Regions from separate parts of the Homo sapiens genome. Here region 2 is linked to region 1. Evidence: chromatin loops called from intact Hi-C (ENCODE). Cell type or tissue: heart right ventricle. All regions are shown on one strand. Links, peaks and the distances in the headings refer to the core of each region. The heading gives the core; the rest is flanking DNA. Region 1 has its middle 7.6 kb from the start of SETBP1-DT. Region 2 has its middle 61 kb from the start of LINC01601.

Region 1 (2,926 bases), core at 195-2,694:
GTCCAACAATGACTAGATTTTAGTTTTGGAAACTTTGCTTTCCTGGCTGCAAGAAATTCACTAAAGGAAGCTTTCTTGGCACACTTATCCTTGTAAGCATCCTCCAAGAGACTGGCTTTCACTACTTGAAAGGCAACAAGGTAGAGAAGAGCATTCTTCTGGGTTTTCATTTTCTGGCTCTTTGGTAAATTTGTCACTGCGACTTCAGAGTGCTCCAAATATGAAGCAATATTTGAAATGTTCCCAATTCCTAGCAGGGCCTTAGGAGCCCTGCCGTCAGGAGTTTATGTTTATATCACTCTGTTGGCATAGGAGCCAAAAAGAGATCTCAGAGGAATACCACAGAATCATGGAGGTTCTTCTTTCTCCCTAAAAATCCCACCCACATGGGCTGTAAGAGAAAAAGGGATGCACAGAAAGGTCATTGTAGGGATGGCTTGTTTACGTTAAAAGGGAATCTATTAAAAAGATAAAGGTGAACCTCCTAGAAGACAGATATCAGAAGTATAGTCAGGCCTCATGGGAATTGGGAAGTTGCCAGGCAGCTCCTCTGTCTCCCTCTCCAGGGCCATACTGACTCTTGCCTGCCTGTGTTTCTTTTTATCCATCTGGAGACAAATTTTCTTTGCAAGATTCTTGCTTTTGCTCCTATATAACTTTAGCTTACATCTGACTTTGGTTTTCCTAACCCTCCATGATAACCTCCAACTGTTTTGGCAATCTTTTCTGGAATACAGCTTCCTCATAGGAAAATATCTGATTGCCTTCAGTGCGTCAAAGGCACATTCCTGGTACCCATGGCTGAGGCCAAGAAGATGGTACCCCCGTGGCCCAGTAGCCCCAAGCACTTCTTCAGCAGGACTACAGGGAATGTGTCAAAGATGGGGCTGGCCCTCCAGGTCGATTTAGAATGAAGAGTAAAGACTCTCCGTGAATTTACATACTTGCAACACAAGGTCATCTTGTAACAGGAGAAGAATTTGGATTTGAAGTTAGACAGGTTTGAATTTGACTCACCCTGAGGAAAACTAGTCAAGCTACCTCTCTGCATTTTAGCTTCTTCATCTGAAAAAAATGAGCTTATAGATAGTAGCACCAACTCTTTAGAGTTTCAATGAGGATTAAATGCAGTTAAATGAAATAATGTATGAAAAGCACCTATGTGGCCAAGGTTATGTTAGGGGCTGTGAGAGTACAGGAGATACATAGCATATGTATTTGTCAATAAACGTTCATTAGAACTTAGTATATTTGACCTGAACTTGGTACTGCAAATATAAAAACTATGATGAAATGTTTTTCACCTTGATAACTTTTAGTTTTTTAAAGAGACTCATGCAATGTATGTGAACCCAATCTGTCATTCTACTGCTTTCATCTCTTAGTGTTTGAACCTGAAGAACAGAGGTTACTGCTTATTCTTAACCTCATACCCAAGGCCAGCTCTAGCTATTAGTAGCAGAAGAGTCCTCCATACACAGCCCTTCCCTTGTGATATGGTTTGGCTATGCTCCCACCCAAGTCTCATCTTGAATTGTATTAATAGTTCCCATAATCCCCATGTGTTGTAGGCGGGACCACGTGGGAGGTGATTAGATTATGGGGGCAGTTCCCCCATGCTGTTCTTTTGATAGTGAGTTCTCATGAGAGCTGATGGTTTCATAAGGGGCTTTCCTCCTCTTCACTCTGCACTTCTCTTTCCTGCCATGTGAAGAAGGATGTGTTTGCTTCCCTTTCTGCCATGATTGTAAGTTTCCTGAGGCCTCCCCAGCAATGAGGAACTGTGAGTTAATTAAACCTCTTTTCTTTGTAAATTACCCAGTCTCAGCTATTTCTTCACAGCAGTGTGAAAATGGACTAATATGCCTATCTCATGCAGCTTGCAATTTTGTCAGACAAGACGACATGTAAACAGTAAGAAAAAAATACAAGACATGATATGGAACTATATCTGCTATTGACTAATGTGAGTGTATAGAAGGGATTATCTTATAGGAAAGAGCTTAGGTGAGATGACCTATAAAGTGTTCTCTATCTATATGATACTATGAAGCTAAGAGATGGAAAGAAGAGAGAGATCCAAGTAAGCCACAGTTAAGATGCAAGCTTTTATGGACAACTTGAACTGCCTTGAAAAGAAGCAAAGGACATAGATAGAAAGGAACCTGGCTAGTCCTAGCTAGATCATTCAGGTTTACCATGGAGTATTTTAGAAACATGTGAAATTGTCAGCCTATTATTGCTAAATAGAGTTGGTTCTTAGTTTGGTGAACATCATATGAGCATTAGAGAGATCTGGGTAGAGGACAGTTTTTTAATGGTAGGAGGATGGCCATGGGAAAACATTAATTTGAGCTCTGCTTCCTGAACATTGGATTCATTTCAAACTCTGAAGTTGAAATCCACAGAGTCACTCTTTGTTCCTTGATAGTTATTTGCATCAGCGCACCTATCAAATATAGTACTGTGGATCTTGACACTAGATAGATCTTTAAAAATGTCATTTGGTTCAACCCCAGCTCCAAGTGATTCAATACAAGATCCATGGAACTGAACCAGTTGGGAAACTGAGACAAATTGAGGAAAGTTTTACACCCAGTAGTTGTTGGAACTGGGATTTAAAGCCCGGTAATTTGACTCCAGAGCCCATCCTCTTATCCATTGCTTCACATAGCCATTCTATTGCACGACTGCCTAGCCAGAAAGCAGCAAAGAGATACCTGGATGCTCCTTACATGGCCTCTTTAGTAAGTATTGAATAGGCTTGTTGATTTCAGCCTTCTAAACTAAACAAATCATTGAGACTTCAAATTAAAGAGCTGGCAGTTTGTTAGAGATCACTTGGACCAAAACAATTCATTTTCGTGATGAGAGAAAACTGAGAACCAGAAAGATAAGCATGCAGGTAATAAAGCCAGATTTAAAA
Region 2 (2,926 bases), core at 266-2,765, 79 kb after region 1:
ACTACCTATCAAACCATCCTCCTTTCCCCATTGTTTATGGTACTCTCCTTATGTGTTATAGTAAATCTCTGTATATGCAGTAATTTGTCCCTTGGCTCTATATTGATATATTTTTTCTATTCTTGACCATTAAATGCACTGTTTTTATTATTATGACTCTGTAGTGTGTATTAGTACTTGATAGGGCAAATCCTCTGCCTTTAGTTTTCTTTTGGAAGGTTTATTTAGTTACTCTTGGACTTAGGGGCTGTCTTCGATTGTTTTGTGCTATAACAGAATACCTGAGACTGAGTATTTTATAATAAACAGAAATGTATTGGCTTATGGTTCAGGAGGCTTGGAAGTTCAAGATCGAGGGGCTGGTATCTGGTGAGGGTGTACTTATTGAATCATCTCATGGCATAAGGTAGAAGGGCAAGGGAGGGTGACAGAGAGGGGGTTGCTGGCAGGGGAGAAGAGGGAGAGAATAAAAAGGGAGCTGAGCTACCCATTTTATAACAAATCCACTTCTGAGATAATGATGTTAATTCATTCACTCCACCCTTGTGACTTAATCAGCTCTCATTAGGCCCCACCTCCCAACACTGTTGCATTGGGGATTAAGTTTATAACACGTTTTTCAGGGGATACACTTAAACCATAGCAGGGGGCAACACAGAGCATTGGAGAGGTAAGATGGAGTAGACAGACACTGTAGCATTCAGATAGAAGCAGGAGATTAGATGTGCACTAAGTGTGATGAAGGGATCTTTAAAAAATAGTGAGAACAAAAGCAAGAAACAGAATAGATGTACAATGTCATAACTTCCATAGAAATTTAGAAATATATATTTATATATAATATACCTAATCTTAAGAACACATTAAAACAACAACAACAACAACAACAACAAAACCTTATTAAACACGTTAGAATAGTTACCCTTATTGCGGGGGTAATGGTTGTGGATTTTGAGGATAGAATGGAAAAATTATTTTTAATAGTGTATAAAATAAAAATGAATTTATAATAAAGTGAGCCACATTTGAGATAAAAATACAATGATAATTAGAAACATAAAACCAGTTATAAATTTCCAAAAAAAAAAAAGAATCTAACTTTTCAGATTAGAGTTGGGGAAAAGCCACTTCTTTCCATAGCCTCCTTTTCTGGTGCACAGAAAAAAATAAAAACTAGGGGCAGAGCTGGGTTTCACTCCAAAAATCAGTTCCCCTAAACCAACACATCAGGGATTAAAGTCAGAAATTCCCACCAGGAGGGGCTGGGATCATTTGATCTTGTCTTTTATGAGTTATTGGTATTATCTGGGACCAGCTGGTTGGGAAATCTGTCCCAGAAAGCTCCTTGACTCTTGTAGGCCCTAAATATAAACATGCACATATCCCTGCCTGAGTCACTCAGCAATCCACTCGGCTTCAAAGAAAAGAGCATTTTGTTCAGGAGCTCAGTGCCCTGAGCAAGAGCTAAAAGCGTCCTCTTTTCTAATTGTCAATTATCTCTACACTCCAAGATAAACATTTCTCTTTTAACATCAGACTGGGCTGGAAGGTTCATTTAGGACATGGCTATTTGAAGGACTGGAGAAGGGGGGATGTGGGGGAATACAGAGAAAGCAAAGAGACAAAGTTTAAAATCAAGACACACAGTCTGCTTCTTCCGATATATCTCAAATATATTCCTAATTAGAGAATGCCAATGCAATAGCCTGAGATTCTAGAGAAGGAAGAGGTAGGTAGGTGACACAATTAAGTAAGTCTCCATTTGGAATAACTGCCGTTGGGATGGGTGGAGGGTGTTCCCTAAAGGATATTTTTTTCTCTAAAAAATTTTCTTTTATTTGAAGAAGGCCTGGAAGCATTTCATACATATACATGCAGACGCTCTTCGACTTACAATGGGATTATGTCCTGATAAACTCATCATAAAGCCAAAAAATTCTAAGTCTAACCATTGCAATTTGGGGACCATCTATATATGTGTATATGTATATACGTGTATACATATGTATATGTATGTGTATGTATATGCACACATATATGTATACTTTTAAAAGATGGTTTGGTATTTCTTGCTATGAAAGCAAAGCTTAGCTCAGAAACTTTCCAAAGACCCATTTTCTCTAGTTCATTTATGTAATTGATGAGATTGCAATTGACTTGACCGCACTTGACAGCAAGGCCAGAAATAATTGAATTCAGTACCTTCTGAAACCTGTTGTATTACCATGATTCAAAATAAGAAGAGAAGAGGATCTAGTAAGAAAGAATAGGAATGTTTATTTCTGTGTAACAAATAAGTAAGGCTAATACTGAAGGATTTTTCCCTGAAGTTAATCCTCCAGCAAGTATCTGCTTTGGAGGATAAAACAAAGTCAAATTCCTTTTGCCCATGTTCCCTCCCTTCCATTTTCTCCCCTGAGTGACCCTTTCCTCTTTCTCCTCTCCCATCCTTTACATCTCCGTTTGCCTGGCATTATTAAAATCCAGAAATCCATGTGCTAATTAGTGTGGTTATGATTTGCAACCTGTCCAATGATGCCAGGAAGTGAGACGCAACCTTTTCAAGTTTAGCAGCAACCATCTAACTCGAGTCAAAACAGAGAGATGTGTTCAGTTAATTTGGAAGGAGACGGTGATTGGGATTTGTATATTCAAAGTTCAATGATGACAGGTCACATTCAAGGGGGACAGACTGTGTGTTAAAATGCACCAATAAAGTCAGAAACTTTCTAGGCCAAGCAGAAGCAAGATTGTTTCTGTGGAATGAGCTGTTAAATGTGGAAGCCCAAGAGAATCAGGAAACCTGTTTTCAATCAGACACAAAGATTATTTCTACCTCTTTCCAGTTACAGTAATGAGATTTTTAAAAAGAGTAGGGGGGAGTAGTGAATACTTGATTGTCCAATTATTAGCCTAGATAGACTGT

The links. Peaks named below come from ENCODE experiments on the same cell type or tissue, not always from the same donor. Only the 100,000 strongest peaks of a DNase experiment are listed, where the experiment ranks them.
Region 2: it touches region 1 in a loop (2.5-fold over the local background); 15 of 110 quality-filtered maps call a loop at or near these places.

What each region holds. Positions count from the first base shown.
Region 1 is chr18:44,670,763-44,673,688 of GRCh38, reverse strand. No RefSeq gene overlaps it. Among named protein-coding and RNA genes, the nearest start is that of SETBP1-DT, 7.6 kb to the left of the region's middle. In heart right ventricle, for the core only: no CTCF peak of the experiment used is centred there; no DNase peak of the experiment used is centred there.
Region 2 is chr18:44,591,339-44,594,264 of GRCh38, reverse strand. No RefSeq gene overlaps it. Among named protein-coding and RNA genes, the nearest start is that of LINC01601, 61 kb to the right of the region's middle. In heart right ventricle, for the core only: no CTCF peak of the experiment used is centred there; no DNase peak of the experiment used is centred there; H3K27ac peaks cover 2,292 bases.